2 separate regions of the Mus musculus genome follow, and region 2 is linked to region 1. Evidence: chromatin loops called from intact Hi-C (ENCODE). Cell type or tissue: heart. All regions are shown on one strand.

The links. A loop is a pair of places that touch in the nucleus more often than their neighbours do. Peaks named below come from ENCODE experiments on the same cell type or tissue, not always from the same donor. Only the 100,000 strongest peaks of a DNase experiment are listed, where the experiment ranks them.
Region 2: it touches region 1 in a loop (7-fold over the local background); 28 of 42 quality-filtered maps call a loop at or near these places.

What each region holds. Positions count from the first base shown.
Region 1 is chr5:125,364,289-125,372,288 of GRCm38, forward strand. Gm40323 (a long non-coding RNA gene) reads left to right here. Exons shown (of 4, transcript XR_868514.1): 3 at 6,074-6,162; 4 at 6,456-7,140. Among named protein-coding and RNA genes, the nearest start is that of Gm40324, 6.5 kb to the right of the region's middle. In heart, CTCF peaks have their summits at 4,536 (motif pointing left) and 7,284 (motif pointing left); no DNase peak of the experiment used is centred here.
Region 2 is chr5:125,270,739-125,278,738 of GRCm38, forward strand. Scarb1 (scavenger receptor class B, member 1) reads right to left here. Exons shown (of 13, transcript NM_016741.2): 13 at 6,349-7,127. Among named protein-coding and RNA genes, the nearest start is that of Gm32585, 22 kb to the left of the region's middle. In heart, CTCF peaks have their summits at 54 (motif pointing left), 983 (motif pointing left), 3,007 (motif pointing right), 7,698 (motif pointing left) and 1 weaker place; DNase peaks (open chromatin) are centred at 193, 983, 1,913, 3,263 and 1 weaker place; H3K4me3 peaks cover 1,003 bases; H3K27ac peaks cover 2,519 bases.

The sequences.
Region 1 (8,000 bases):
AGGGGGTGGGGACTGTCCTATCTTCCCTTCTCTTGCTGTGATAAAACATTGACCAAAAGCAACTTAGAGGTGAGAAAGATTTATTTCAACTCATACTTGCTAGTCACAGTCCATCACTGAGGAAAAGCAGGGCAGGGACTGTAGAGGATGCTGCTTGCTGGCTCACTCACAGGTTCCTGTTCAGCTAGCTCTCATATACAGCCTGCCTAGGGAATGGTACCGCCTACAGTGGGCTAGGCCCTCCTGCATCTGTTAACAACCAAAACAATGCCCCCACAAACGTGTCCACAGGCAAATTTGATCTAGGAAATTCTTCAATTGAGATTCTCCTTTCAGATGACCTTCGACAATGTCACACTGACAAGGCTCCACAGGACAGGTGGCTGGGCACCACGTTTTTATTTGTTCATCCTGTGATGGGCAGGACATTTCTTTACTCTGGGCTGTGACTATGATGCTGCTGAAGACACAGACACTGTAGTGACTTTTTTGTCACATACTCCAGCTAGATTAATTGAGCTGGGACTGTCAGCCACTTCACACAAGGGCAGGTAAGAAAGGGCAGCCCTTCGCTGGTCTCTTCAAACCAATAAGATGCTCAGGGCTTTATCACAAGATCTCCTAAACAAAATATCATACCCTTTAAAAAAAAAGATGGCTTGAGGCTTAGACAGTCCCTTGAGGTCCTGTTTCCTCTGCACAGTTCGATCTGGTGCTTCAGGACACAATGTGTCAAGGTGAGGCACCCTCCCTAGGAGCAAAGTCCCCCTGCCGAGACCAGCTTCCAGACACGATTTCCACTTTGGGAGTGACTCTGCCAAGACTGATAATTAGCAAGGTTCTTGTTTTATTCAAGGACACACAAAGTGACTTTGGAGGTAAAACTATCAGGAACACCATTACTTTACAAGCAGATAAGCAAGGATCAAAGTCTCTAGGCTCCTGTGTAGTCTGGGTGTGGGGACCAGTGACTATGTGAGAGATGGCAGAAGTCATCTAGGTATGACTAGGCATAGGAGTAAGTTTTGTTTTGTTCCTCTTCCTCCTCCTCCTCTTCCTCCTCTTCTTCCTCCTTCTCTCTTCCTTCTCCTCTTTCCCCCTCCTCCTCTTCCTCCTCCCCCTCCTCTTCATCCCCCTCTTCATCCTCCTTTTATTCTTCCTCTCCTTCTTTTCTTTCTCCTCCTTTTTCTTCCTCTTCTTCATCCTATTCTTCCTGCTTCTCTTCCTCCTTTTCTTCCTCCTCCTCCTCCTCCTCCTCCTCCTCCTCCTCCTCCTCCTCCTCCTCTTCTTCTTCTTCTTCTTCTTCTTCTTCTTCTTCTTCTTCTTCTTCTTCTTCTTCTTCTTCCTCCTCCTCTTTTCTTCTTTCAACTGGGTCTCATTAGATAGCCTTGACTGAAGTGGAATTAGCCTTGAGCTCACAAAAAGCCACCTGCCTCTGCATCCCTATTCCATGGAGAGTTCTGGCCTTAATCCCCAAAACAGCACAAAATAAAAATAAAAGGGTTTTTTTAAACATTTATTTATTTGTTTGTTTGTTTGTTTGTTTATTACATGTAAGTACACTGTAGCTGTCTTCAGACACTTCAGAAGAGGGAGTCAGATAACATTACGGGTGGTTGTGAGCCACCATGTGGTTGCTGGGATTTGAACTTCGAACCTTTGGAAGAACAGTCGGGTGCTCTTACCCACTGAGCCATCTCACCAGCCCCCCTCCCTTTTTTTTTTTTTGCTTTATATTATAGTAGTAAAATCATTATTAGAAGCCACCCAGATATCTGACAGAAAAGTGTGTGTGCCTAGATTTTCATCCATTGAAAACAATCACAAGCAAGATGGCTCAGTGGTTAAGAGCACTGGATGCTCTTCCGGAGGCCCCAGGTTTTCCTCCCCAAACCCACAGAGTGGCTCCCAGTAGTCAGCAACTCCAATTCCAGGGGATCTGATGTCCTTTTTGGCCTCTCTGGGCACCAAGCATGCACACGGTGCTCAGACGTACATGAAGGCAAAACCCATACACATAAAATTAAATAGATAAATAAAAATAAGGGGCTGGTGAGATGGCTCAGTGGGTAAGAGCACCCGACTGCTCTTCCGAAGGTCCAGAGTTCAAATCCCAGCAACCACATGGTGGCTCACAACCATCCGTAACAAGATCTGACTCCCTCTTCTGGTGTGTCTGAAGACAGCTACAGTGTACTTACATATAATAATAAATAAATCTTTAAAAAAAAATAAATAAATAAATAAGACACAAGCACTTATTTTTTTTTAGATTTATTTATTATTATATGTAAGTACACTGTAGCTGTCTTCAGACACACCAGAAGAGGGCATCAGGTCTCATTACAGATGGTTGTGATCCACCATGTGGATGCTGAGAATTGAACTCAGGTCCTCTAGAAGAGCAGTCGGTGCTCTCAACCATTGAGCCATCTCTCCAGCCCCCCTCCCTTCTTTTTAAAAGTAATTTTTATTTTTATTTCATGTGTATTGGTATTTCGCCTGCTTGGATGTCTGTGTGATGGATGTCTTGGAGTTACAGGCAGTTGTGAGCTGCCATGTGGGTGCTGGGAATTGAACCTGGGTCCTTTGGAAGAGCAGTCAGTGCCCTTCGAGACTGAGCCATCTCATCGTCCCTCAGATCTCTTAAATTGGTGGGGTTGGGGAGGCTAGGGAGATGGCTCGGAGGTTAAGAGCACTGGCTGCTCTTGCAAAGGATCTGAGTTCAGTTCCCAGCACCTACATGGAAGTTCACAACCAGCTGTAACTTCAGTTCCAGGGGATCTGATACCCTCTTCTGGCCTCCATGAGCACCAGGCACACACACAGGATATAGCAATAGATGTAGACAAAACACCCATACACATAAAATAAAATTATTTTAATTTCAAGTATGTTTTAAAAATCAAACTTGCTCCTGGCTTATATTTTCCATCTTCATGAGGTATGGAAGCCTGAGACTAGTGTTGCCATGGCCACACAGGGGCATAGCATCTTCACTTACTAAGCTTAATAAATAAATAAGGGAGAGAGAGAAATAGAGAGAGAGAGAGAGAGAGAGAGAGAGAGAGAGAGAGAGAGAGAGAGAGAGGAACAGAACCTAGTGGCCCACGGCCATCATCCCAGCTAACCTAGACAACTTAGTGAGCCATATATAAAACTTTTAAAAATGCATGGTGTCGGGTTGGCGAGATGGCTCAGTGGTTAAGAGCACTGACTGCTCTTCCGAAGGCTCTGAGTTCAAATCCCAGAAACCACATGGTGGCTCACAACCACCTGTAATGAGATCTGACGCCCTCTTCTGGAGTATCTGAGGACAGCTACAGTGTACTTACATATAATAAATAAATAAATCTTTTTTTTTTAAAAAAAAAGAATGTTTAAAAAAAAATGCATGGTGTCTTACACCTCTAACCCCAGCATTTGAGAAACTGAGGCAGGAGGAGTACCATGAGTTCAAGAACAGGCTACCTACAGCTAAATGGGTGACCCTGTCTCTAAGAGAGACAGACAGACAGAGGGAGAGCGGGGCGGGGGCGGGGGGGGGGCGTGGAATGAAGGAAGTCAAGAAGAAAAGGGAAGAAAGCTGGGTGGTTGGCTCAGGATGGGAGAGAGTCTTTGTTTGATCCCCACAGCTTCAAACCCCTGGGTCCTAATGATCTCCCCTGCCTCGGGCTCTCAGGTACCTGGGTCCCTTGTTTTGCTTTGATTGCATTTATTTGTTGAGACAGGGTTTCACTATGTAGCCACAGGTGACATGGAACTCACCCTGTCAACCAAGCAGGCCTTGAACTCACGGAGGTCCACCTGCACTTCCAGTGCTTAGATTAGAGAAGCGCACCACCATCATGCCAGGCTGGCATCTCTCTGATTTGCTATTTGGTACGTTTGCTTCTTGAAGCAGGGTTCTTGCTGGACAGTCCACAGTGTCCTCGAACCCACGATCTTCCTGTGTCCCCAGGTGGGCACTGCCTTGTCTGGGGTAGTTTAATCTGAATGGCCTTATGTGGTTAATGGCTGCCAGGCTGAACAGTGTTGAGCCACGTGATGCAATATTTGTGGCTGGGAATAAAAACAAGACAAGGCTATGTGTAATACTGAAAAGCATTTTGAAACCATATGTAGCTTTTTTTTTTTTTTTTCAGTTCTAGAGAGCCTCACACATGTTCAGCAAGAGATCTGTTGCCGAGACACAACAGCCCTCAAACTACCCTATTTAATTATTTCTGTTTTTTGGGTTTTTTTGTTTTGTTTTTTGAGACAGGGTTTCTCTGTGTAGCTCTAGTGTCCTGGAACTTACTCTGTAGACCAGGTTGGCCTCAAACTCACAGATCTGCTTGCCTCTGCTTCCTGAGTGCTGGATCTAAAGGCATAGGCATATCTCTGTCTCTCTCTTTCTCTCTCTCTCTCTGTCTGTACACACACACACACACACACACACACACACACACACAAGGTGCATGTCACAGCTCACGTATATAAATCAGACTCAGCTCTTAGAATTCGGTTCTCTTCTGCCACCTTGTGGCATCTAGGGTGTAATTCAGGTTGTCGGGTTTGTGGGCAAGCACCTCTAGCCTCTGAACCTTCTTGCCTCTCATCCACCAGCAATTATTTTTCTTAAATCAGATGGGGGCAGGGCATGGTGGCACACACCTTTAACCCCAGCACGCAGAAGGCAGAAGCAGGCTGATCTCTATGAGTTCAAGGCCAGTCTGGTCTACAGAGAGAATTCCAAGCCTGCCCAGCCAAGGTGGTCTCAAGTAGTGAGAACCTGCTTCACACACACACACACACACACACACACACACACACACGTGATTGAGGGAGAGTGGCAGGGGGCATGGCTAGGGATTTGGAAGTGTCCCTGCTCCTGCAGGAGAAAAACCAGAAGCCACTGTCCTCCAAATGCAAGGGCTGCCCTGGGACCCTTCTCCTGTTAGGTCCCATTACTACATTGTCACAGGCATATTTATGCATATTTATGTTTTTAAAGAACTATTGGTATGATTTAAACAAAGGGGATACAACATTCTAGATGTGCTTCCTCCCCAGTCCTCAGGTCAGCCTCATTTCTTCCTGACTCAGGGCATCCAGCTCTAGCCCAGAAGTCACTGGCTAGACAGTGAACATGCAATGTAGAAGCTCCCCCAAAGCTTCCTGTGCTGTGCAGATGGGGACTCATGACCAGGAGGCACAAAAGACAAAGTGTCAGCATCTTGGTGCCAGAGCTCCAGGGACAGAGGGTGAGACCAGAAAGAACTAAGGTGTGAAGTGGGTACCACATCTCTTCATCTTTCAGGCCTCTTCCAAAATGCTCCGTCGGGATGCTCCAGCATTCATCTGCAGGTGGCTTGTAAAACATGTTTGGTGTTAACTCTGATCACGTTCCCCATTCCAAGCAAGACCTGGAAAGATGGAAATAAAGAATAAAACACTGGGGGCTGGTGAGATGGCTCAGTGGGTAAGAGCACCCGACTGCTCTTCCGAAGGTCCAGAGTTCAAATCCCAGCAACCACATGGTGGCTCACAGCCATCCGTAACGAGATCTGACTCCCTCTTCTGGTGTGTCTGAAGACAGCTACAGTGTACTTACATATAATAAATAAATAAATCTTTAAAAAAAAAAAAAAAAAAAAAAAAAAAGAATAAAACACTGGGTCCCTGAAGACTTAGGAGGAGGTGTGGGGAGGAAAATGTACTGCTTCCCTTGGTTGGACCATGTCCTGGAACCCTGCTGGGGGGCTTAGTGAGTAGGTTTCAGGACACCGCACCGTGGCTCATCCCCAACCGGAACTACTTTTAATTTTGCGCAGTTAACTTACTAGGCTTCAATTCTCCACTTCCCTCCGAAATCCAGGCTGGTTTTGAACTCATGGAAGCCCTCTGTCTCAGCCTCCTCAGTGCTGAGAGGGTAGGCCTGTACCACTGAAGTGATTTGAATATGCATGGCCCAGAGAGTGGCACTATTGGGAGGTATGGCCTTGTTGGAGGAAGCGTGTCACTGTGGGGGTGGGCTTTGAGACCCTCCTCCTAGCTGCCTGAAAGTCTGTCTTCTCTTGTTTGTCCCCAGAACAACAAGATGTACAACACCCAGCTCCTTCTCATGCCTGCCTGGACACTGACATGCTTCCTGCCTTCATGGACTGACCCTCTGAACCTGTAAGTGAGCCCCAATTGTTGTCCTTTATAGGAGTTGCCTTGGTCATGGTGTCTGTTCACAGCAATGGAAACCCTAACTACGACAATCTGCTACCACGCCTGTCTGCATTTGAATGTGGTGTACATGCCACGTGTTATCAGATACGTGTGATTAGCAACTCAAGACAACTGAAAAGCTCAACTCTCTCTGTTATACCAAACAAATGTGGGTGAATTAAATAAGGTTAACAGTGGGACTTTATTATAAGAACACCGCTCATTTCATTTTATTATTTATTTATTTATTTACTTAGCATTTATGTGCCTGTTTCTGTACACACACGGAAGTTGGGGGCAACTTGCAGAAATCGGTTCTCTCCTTCCACGTGTGGCGTCCCCAGAGATGAGAAGACTCAAGTCATCAGACTAGGAAACTAGGCAGCTAGCATCCTTGCCCATTGAGACATCTTATAAGCCCATAGGTACTAGTTTCAGTGTTTATTTTTCCAATAAATATGCTAAGATGTTGGTGGTCAGGCATGCTTGACAGGCATGCTGTCAGACCCTCTACCTGGTGCCTGGCTGTCTTGCATGGAAGACTCTCCAGCAAGAATCCAGCTAGGCAAACCATCAGGACAGCCTGGCTTATCTGGACATGCCGCATGCAGACAGCATAGAGGAACTGTACAGTAACCAGGGCTGCTTGCCACTGAAGCATTAACTCTGGCTTCTGAATGCCCTCCCCCACTTGCCATTGGTTAAGAAGGCTCACCCTAGATCTCGCAGCCAACGGCAACCTTGGTAAAGTTTACACCCAAGCCAAAGAGGGTCTACTTCTCCCCTCCCTCCTTCCCTTCCTCCATGGCTTAGCAGATGCTTCGGATCACCTTTAAGCAGCCTCCTTTCTGGCTAAGTAAAGTGGCCATTTAGCCCACTTTATGATCCTGCCTGGAGATGTTGCTGTGCTTCCCCGCTGGTGGTTCAACTTCAGCACCAATAAAAAGCCACTCTCAGGCTGGAGAGATGGCTCAGCGGTTAAGAGCACTGACTGCTCTTCTAAAGGTCCAGTGTTCAATTCCCAGCAACCACATGGTGGCTCATGACCATCTGTAATGGGATCTGGCGCCCTCTTCTGGAGTGTCTGAAGATAGCTACAGTGTACTTTCATATAAATTAACAGATTAACTAATTAATTTTTAAAAAGTCACTCTCTGCTGTCTTGGCCCTGATTTTGTTTTTTTGGTTTTTTGGGTTTTTGTTCTGATTTGTTTTGCTTTAAGTCTCCATCACTAACAAAATGTGCTGAGTTGGTAACAGGAAGAGATGTTTAAAAAGGGGGAGAGAAATGGAGAGATAATTCAGCGGTTAAGAGCACTGACTGCTCTTCCAGAGGTCCTGAGTTCAATTCCCAGCAACTACATGGTGGCTCACAACCCTTGAATCCGACGCCCCCTTCTGGTGTGTTTGAAGACAGTGACAGTGTCCTCATACATATAAAATAATAGTAAGGGGGGGGGCTGCAGAAAGTCAAGATGAGACCGTGCAAGAGTTCAGAAAGCAGTGAGGGCAGAGATGACAGACACCAGAGGTGGTGGGGACAAGGAAGAAAGAGCAGAGAGCTGAGGCTAAAGAACTTTCCCTGCCACCCAGCCGGAGACGTCCAGGGAGAAACAAGGTTAAAGGGTGGAGGATCCCAGACACTCCAAGCCTGAGAGATGTAACTCTGTTAGGATCCTGACAGCTGGTCCCAACACCTATGTCAAGAGGCTGTGACCCCAACAGACACCAGTTCACTCGCATTGACTCAGAGCAGCCAAGAATGGAAGTCAGGGGAAGGAGTGGTGGTTTTTTTTTGGAAG
Region 2 (8,000 bases), 94 kb before region 1:
CTCTGCTCTAGTGACTGGAACCACAGCGACCCCTGGTGGCCGTTCTCTGTACCTGCAGCTGCTTCAAGCTGCTCCCCGCTCCTGGTTGTTATACTTCTGTCCCATAGACAGCCTTTACTGCACAGCTGCCCTTGACTACTAGGCTTATTCTCTCTACCCGGGGACATCCCTTAGCCACCAGCCTCTGCCTCCCATTCTCCTTCTAGGGAACCCAGCCCAACACGATCCCAACACACAGAAGGGCATTAGGCACATGGTGGCCACCCGGACACTTGCTGAATGAGAGAACCTAAGCACCTTCTCAGGGTGGAAAGTGCTCCGCATATAGCAGGTGCCTAATAGTTGCTTTCTGGGAGCTGGGCATCCAAGCGTTTTTATTGTAGTCCCATCTCCGGAGAGATTGCGCACACACCCACTTTTATTTCTTATTTATTTTGTAAATAAGTAATTGCTATGTAATACAGGTTGGCCTCAATGTCATGGTTGTCCTGCCTCACCCTGTTGAGTTCTGCACCGCCATGCATCTCCTGTTCTAGCGTCATAGAGGCTGCCAGAGGTTTTGCATGGCAGTAATCTAATATTCGCTCCCTTCCATGAGCTGCCAATGGCAAGGCAAGCTCAGAGATGTAGGGAATTGCTCCAAGGCAGCCCAGCAAGTGGGACAGAGGTTAGCAGCACAGATGGCTGTTGTTCATGGTTCAGAATCTTAATCATGAGACCTGGGTTTTAGCTTAGGGCTCCTTAGCAAGCCACTTAGTGTTAAGACCTTTTCAAATGCTAAAGATTAAGAAAGACATTTTTCTGGTGTGGGAGAGGCTCTCTGGAACACTCACAAAATAAAATTGCTCAAGGTTAGCCATTCCCAAACCAGCCCGTGAACAGTTAAAGTCGGATTTGACACATCCCAAGAATAACGGGACACTGGCCAGCCCTTAAAGGCGCCACTGGGCATCCGACGTGTGCAAACCGCCCTCTAGTGGTCAATACTGGAATTACCCAGAAGTCGGTCCTCTAGGCACAGGATGAGGATTGAGGGCGTTGTCTTCAGAGTTGGGAAAAGCTTAAAGGGCGTGCTTAAAGGACAAGCTGTGGTCGATGATATCTCAGAAAGACTCCTGGGTAGTTACGGGAAGAACAGAAGGCCCAGGCTGCATGTGAGAGCCAGGAACGGCCTGTCAGACAGTCCAAATGTCCCAGGGACAGATCAAAGCAGGACAGTGGAGTGAACATGAATACAGAGGTTCCCCCCACCTCCTTGGCTGCTCCGCCCCCTGCAGAGACTCTGGCTTTTGCTCATTGCTTTTTTTTTTTTTTTTTTTTTTTTTTTTCCTGAGTTAGGGCTTCACCTTCAGCCCAGGCTGTTCCAAAACTTATAATCCTCCGGCTTCATTTTGGTTTGTCTGACAAGAGTCTCATGTAGCCCAGGCTGGCCTCTACCTTGCTATCTAGCTCATTTATTCCTTGAATTCCTGAAGCCCCTGTCTCTGCCTCTCTCAGGTGTATTGTCTTAAATGGGTGGGGGTTGCTAAGGTCTGTGATTCGGCCATGCCCCTTGCAAGAAGCAGCAGGATAGCAAAGCCATCTGGGAGGAAGGGCGTCGGTTGGGCGCCTCCACCTGCACCCCACCCCAGGACCCTGGTGCCAAGCATGCAGCAGGCGTTGGGCAGATATTTCCTGTGAAGTTGGACATGCTTCTGGGTCACAGACCAGAGTGTCCATCACAATGCCAGGCCTGGTGTGTGTGTGTGTGTGTGTGTGTGTGTGTGTGTGTGTGTGTGTGTGTGTGTGTACATGCTCCAACAACCAGAGTTAGGATCTCAACTATTCCAAAGCGACCTGGCATTGACTGGGGTACAAAAGCACTCCAGGGGTGTTGAGGAGGGAAGCTTGAGGGAGCAGTTATGGGGGGGGGTGTCCTAGTGTCATTTCTATTGCGGTGGTGACAGCACCACAGAGAAACAAGGGACATTTCACTTACAGTTTGAGGTCACCATTCCTGACAGGAACTCCGGTAGTGAGTCACATCGCATCCACAGTCAGGAGCAGAGAGGAAATGGACACACTCATGCTGCCTGCTGGCTCATGCTTAACTAGCTTTCTTCACTCTTACACAGGTCAGGACGGGGCCTAGGGAATGGTGCTGCCCCACACTGAGAGTGAGTCTTCCCACTTCAATTAATGATCAAGGCAAATACCCACACATGGGCCCCCATGCACAATCTCTCTCTGAGGGATTCTCTCCCTCAGCCTTTCTTCTTGAGTGATTCCATGCTGTGTCAAGTTGACAGTTATAATTTACCATCATAGGGGGGCTTCCCAGAGGAGGCTAGGATAGAGCTATGGTAGAGGGGCTGATGAAAGTGAGGCCTAGTTGAGGCTGGAGATGATCAGAGGTGACACACCCTCCACTGGCAGCATAGGAGGTGGTGACAGGGTACAGAGAGCATCCTCCAAGAACTAGGAGTGATGGGACACTGAAGGGCCTGCAGGACTAAGGGCCATGTGTCACATGGGTTTCATAGAATATCACTGGCCAGACAAGTCCAGAATCTCACAGACACATGGCTTCCTCTTTGATAATTTAATTCTTGAAGTCAGATGTGGGCAATGCCTTTAATTCCTCAGGAGGCAGATCTCTGACTTCAAGGCCAGCCTGGTCTACAGTATGAGTTCCAAGACGGCCAGGTTACACAGAGGAATCCTGCCTCAAAAAACAAAACAAAACAAACAACAACAACAAAAACAAAAAGGAGGGGCTGAAGAGATAGCTCAGTAAATAACGGGAAAATGGGCAGAAAGACCTGAGTTCAAGTCCTAATATCATAAGAAAGCCAGGCATCATGATCATTTGTGTTTGTAATCCCAGCCTGGAGAGGAGAGGGAGGGTGAAGAAGAGGATCTCTGGACACACACACACACACACACACACACACACACACACTGAGGCAGGCCAAACCAAACCAAAAAGGATCCTTCCCCAAGATCCAGCAGGGGGTGCTGTAAGCAGCTGTTTCCTAGGTCTAGACTTTTGGGGCTTTGGGGCCTCCGCACAGCACAGACCTCTCTTACACACACACACACACACACACACAAACATACACACACCGGTCGGGGAACCTTTCCACATTGGTTCCCAGAAGGCTGCAGATTGAGCAACCAGCTTTTGCAAGCGGGTTACTATAAATGTGGAGAGAGATCAGTGGGCGTGTCAGCCCACAGGGTAAAAATATCCCAGATGACTGACAACCAGTGGCAGCCATCCGATCCCTGCACGCTACTCAGCAGGGAGGAGCCCCTGCAGCCAACTGGACAGGCTCCCCACTGCCTGGTTCTTTCTGAGAATATCTGGAACAGACAAAGCTTGCCGGCTGCCAAATGTTACACACTGAGAGGAAGGTCAGTGTGTAGATAAAGGGGGGAGGTAGCGCTGGGGAAGTGGAATCTGAACCCCAAGTTTAGCTTCTTCTTGTTGTTTTGTTTATTTGATTAAATTAATTTATTTAATGTATATGAGTACACTGTAGCTGTTCAGGTGAGCCATCATGTGGTTGCTGGGAATTCAATTTAGGACCTCTGCTTGCTTTGAACTCAGGACCTCAGCTCTTAACCGCTGAGCCATCTTGCCAGCCCCTGTTGTTTTGTTTCTGAGACAGGGCTTCTCTGTGTAACCTGGGCCATCCTGGAACTCTGTAGGTCAGGCTGGCCTTGAACTCAAGAGATCCACCTGCCTCTGCCTCCCAAGACTGGGATTAAAAGAGTATGACCACCACCGGGCTGCTGCCTCTGCCTCCTCCTCCTCCTCCTCCTCCTCCTCCTCCTCCCCCTCCTCCTCCTCCCCCTCCCCCTCCTCCCCACCCCTCCCCTCCCCCTCCCCCTCTCCCTCTTCCTTCCACAGAATCCCACTACATAGTCCTAGCTGGCTGTACCTTACTGTATAAACCAGGTTAGCTTCAAACTCATAGATCCTCTGCCTTCTGAGTGGTGGGATTAAAGGTTTTTGCTACCAAATCAGCCTCCTCCTCCCCCTCCTCCTCCTCCTCCTTCTCCTTCTTCATCCAGGTCTTATGTAGCCCCAGGCTGGTTTTGAACTCACTGTGTAGAGCAAGATGACCTTGAACTTCTGATCTTCCTGCCTCTCCCTCACACTTTTGCCCCCAGTTCATTTGATGCTGGGGCTCCAACCCAAAGCTCCTTGCACATTAGGTGACTAGCCTGCCATTGACCCCAGCTCCAGTCCCTGTTCTGTGTACACACTTGGAGCAGCGGGTGCTCAGATAGGACCATGCATTCAAACTCACAGAAGCGCATGCATTTGCCAACTCTGAGTGCAAGGAAACTACGTAAACTATGTGTGGCAGGGACTGGAGAGATGGCTCAGTGGGTAAGAGCACTGACTGCTCTTCTGAAGGTCCTGAGTTCAAATCCCAGCAACCTCATGGTGGCTCACAACCATCTGTAATGAGATCTGACGCCCTCTTCTGGTGTGTCTGAAGACAGCAACAGTGTACTTACATATAATAATAAATAAATATTTATCTTTTAAAAAAATACGTGTGGTAGAAAAGGTCAGCTGAGACAGTGTCTGCTGTCAGCAAAACATGACGGGCTGATGAAGTTGCACAGGACTTAGTGACGAGAGTGGAATGGGACGTCACTGTTACTGGCTGAGTGTGTTTAGTCTCAGACCCAGTGAAAGAAGACCTGATCTGATCCCATGGGGCTCTGTTTGCGGGGAAACACTAAGAAATGATTAAGGTGGGGGGAGGCCCCGGGCCAGGGTTGAGTTTCCACACACCCATAAAAGCCAAGTAGGGCACAGGCACCTGCAGGGCAGGGGAGGATCGTCCCCAGAGCCCCAGCCAGCCTGCCCCAACCCTCTTGGGCCTCCAGACTCTGGAGCAGGAATGTCTGCCTCTGAGTCGCCCTGTCCTCTGTCTGTGTGCAGTAGAAGCAGGCGCAGACACTAGCTCAGGAAAGTCACAGGAACCCAGGTACAGAGGTCTCTGGTCCCAGCCACGCAGAAGGCTAAGACCAGAGGATTCCTTGAGCCCAGAAGTTTACAACCAACCTGGGTAGCCCAGAAAGGCTGGTTATTCTCAGTCCTAGAAATAATACAATCTGAGCCTAGTGGTGCACACCTTTAATCCCAGCACTTGGAGGCGGAGGCGGAGGCGGAGGCAGAGGCAGGTGGGTTTGTGAGTTCAAGGCCAGCCTGGCCTACAGAGTGAGTTCCAAGACAGCTAAGGATACACAGAGAAATCCTGTCTTGGAAAAAAAGAAATCTGGCTATGGTGAGGGTGTGCCTGTCACCCCAGCATTAGGAGCAGAAGGCAAGCGGATGATGAGGTCCAGCCCAGCTTGGCCTACAAAGCTAGACCCCGTCTTACAAGACTAAAAATGTTTGCCTTATATAGAAGTTTATGTCTCACGATTATAATGCAGTTTATAGTATGAGGTAGGAAACTTTCAATGCTTCCAGGGCAGGTAGAGAACAGTGCTCATTAAGGAAGTGCAAGGCCAGCGAGATGGCTCCGCAGCTAGAGGAGCTTGCTGCCAAACTTGGGGACCTGAGTTCGATGCCCGGGACCCACATGGTGAGAAAAGAACCAACTCTTAGAGCTCACCCTCTGACTTATGCCATGGCATGGACCCACACACAATAATTCAAATTCTTTTCTAAGAAAGGGAAGGGTGAAGACCATTACAACCACCGAGTGAGTGTCTATGTAGTTTTTTTTTTAATTATTTATTCATTTTATATGAGTACACTGTAGCTGTCTTCAGAAACACACCAGAAGAGGGCATCAGATCCCATTAGATGGTTGTTAGTCATCGCGTGGTTGCTGGGAATTGAACTCAGGACCTTTGGAAGAGCAGTCGGTGCTCTTAACCACTGAGCCACCTCTCCAGCCCGGCTATGTAGTTTTTAATGTTCACAGTGAAAATCTATTGCCCAGTTCCTAGTGGGTCCCTTAAGGGCAAAACATGGTTTTACTCTCAGAGATGCCAGGTAGAACCCCTGCTTGAACTTGGGACAAAAGTTAGACCCTCCCTTCCAGCCCTCCCCCAGACGCTGCAGGCTTGTCACTTGGGGTCACAAGGATGTTCTGATCTTGGACACAGACTGCTGGAAGGCCCAGAAGGTTCCACGGGACAGAGAAAGGACAGAGCTAGCCTGTCCTGGTGCATCCAAGCCACATACCACATTAGCCTTGAGGTGGAAACATGGCTAGTGGCCGGTGCTGGCCTCACACCAGGAGACTCGCTGGCAGTCATGGGAACACCTACTGATGTGGCCTGGATTCTGGAGACCCAGCCCTGCCCAGAAAACAGTCACAGAAGCCAGTGTTGTTGAATCAGTGAAAAGGTTTATTGCTTCAGTCATGACTTCCTTTCAAAAGATGATAAAATTTCTCTTCCAGTAGAAAAAAGGGGTCGGTTGCAGGATGCTGGGCCTCCGAATACCCTCTGGTGAGGTACACTAGATGCCGGGGGGCGGGGGGGTGTAGACGGCCCATACCTCTAGCTTTGACCCCATGCCTGAAAAATAAGGACCCTGAGGGGCCTGCCACCTCTGCCACGTACAGTGGTTAATTCAGTGACATAGCAGAGACGATAGAAAAAGCGCCAGATACAGCTCCAGAGTGTGTGTGCAAACTGGTCAGGACCTGGAGCTGCTTGCCTGGCCTTGGCACAAGAGGCCGACATATGCCCAGCCCCTAGGAGTGACAGATCCGTCCTCTGTGGGAACTAAGGCTTTCAGACTGATGGAGAAAGACAGAAAGACTTCCTGAGGGAAGTCAGGAGCCTGGGCAGGGCCAGCTCCTACAGGAGGGGCTGACAGCAGCTAGAGTTCCCACAGCCTGGCTCACAGGCCATTTAGAAGAGCACACCTGTGGCCCATCAGGCTCACTTGGCAGCAGGTCTGTCCCTGGTCCCTGAGTTGTTTTTGCACATGCGTGGGCATCCATGTGCCGTGCGTGCGGACAGGTGTGACATCTGGGGGCTCAGGCCATGGCACTGGTGGGCTGTCCGCTGAGAGAGTCCTCAAGAAGCGGGGTGTAGGGACTGGGTGGCTGGTCTGACCAAGCTATCAGGTTTGGGGGGCTTATAGTGTCTTCAGGACCCTGTGGAGAAAAAAGGAAGCTGAGTCACAAGCCTGTCACCTAGCCCTGCCCTGCCTACCTCCCCTAGTCCCACCGCACATCCCACCAGCACAGAAACCACTTCCTGACACATCCAGCCCTGTCTGCCATGAACCCAGAGATGCCACTCTATAGACACGGGGACTCCTCAGTCATGTAGGTCTCTTGGTTCCAACCTCTCCCTTTAGAGATGGGAAAACTGAGGCCAGGGAGACTGGCCTGTTACAGTGAAGGGGGCAGAGTCCGGAGTGGGTAGATAACACCGCCGCACAAAGAAACTAGGAATGGCTTAAATGTCTGCCCACATGTTTAAAATGCTGTCACCTGACGGGCCAGGAACAGCTATTAAAACTGGCTCTTGTTCATAGAGGTAAGAGAGACACACTCTCACCAGACTGCTGTAATGGTGGCCTCGGGCCTTAGGGACAGTAGGATGTTGGGCAAAGGGTGCAGAACAGGAAAGGATGGCTTGGTAAGTTGGGAGACTCTGACTTGAAAAGACTTCCCAACTTAGGAAAATGAATGGAAGGCCGGGTTTAAGAACACTGGGCACCCCTGCCCTGCAACCCCCATACCGATCCCCCTAGTGGCAGGGAAGGAAACTGCAGGGAGGCGTCTTCTCTTTGGATCAAAGCCAACGAGCACCCCCCATCCCACTCCTCCACCCCCGACACAGCACCCCAGCATTCCAGATAGTCTCACTCAGAAGTAAAACAGGAAGTGCTGGGGTGAAGCTCAGAGGTGGACTACACTAAGCAAAAGGCCCTGGCTTCACCACACACAGACAGACAGACAAATGGACAGACAAAAAAACAGAAGTAAAAGGCCGGACAGTGGTGGCGCACGCCTTTAATC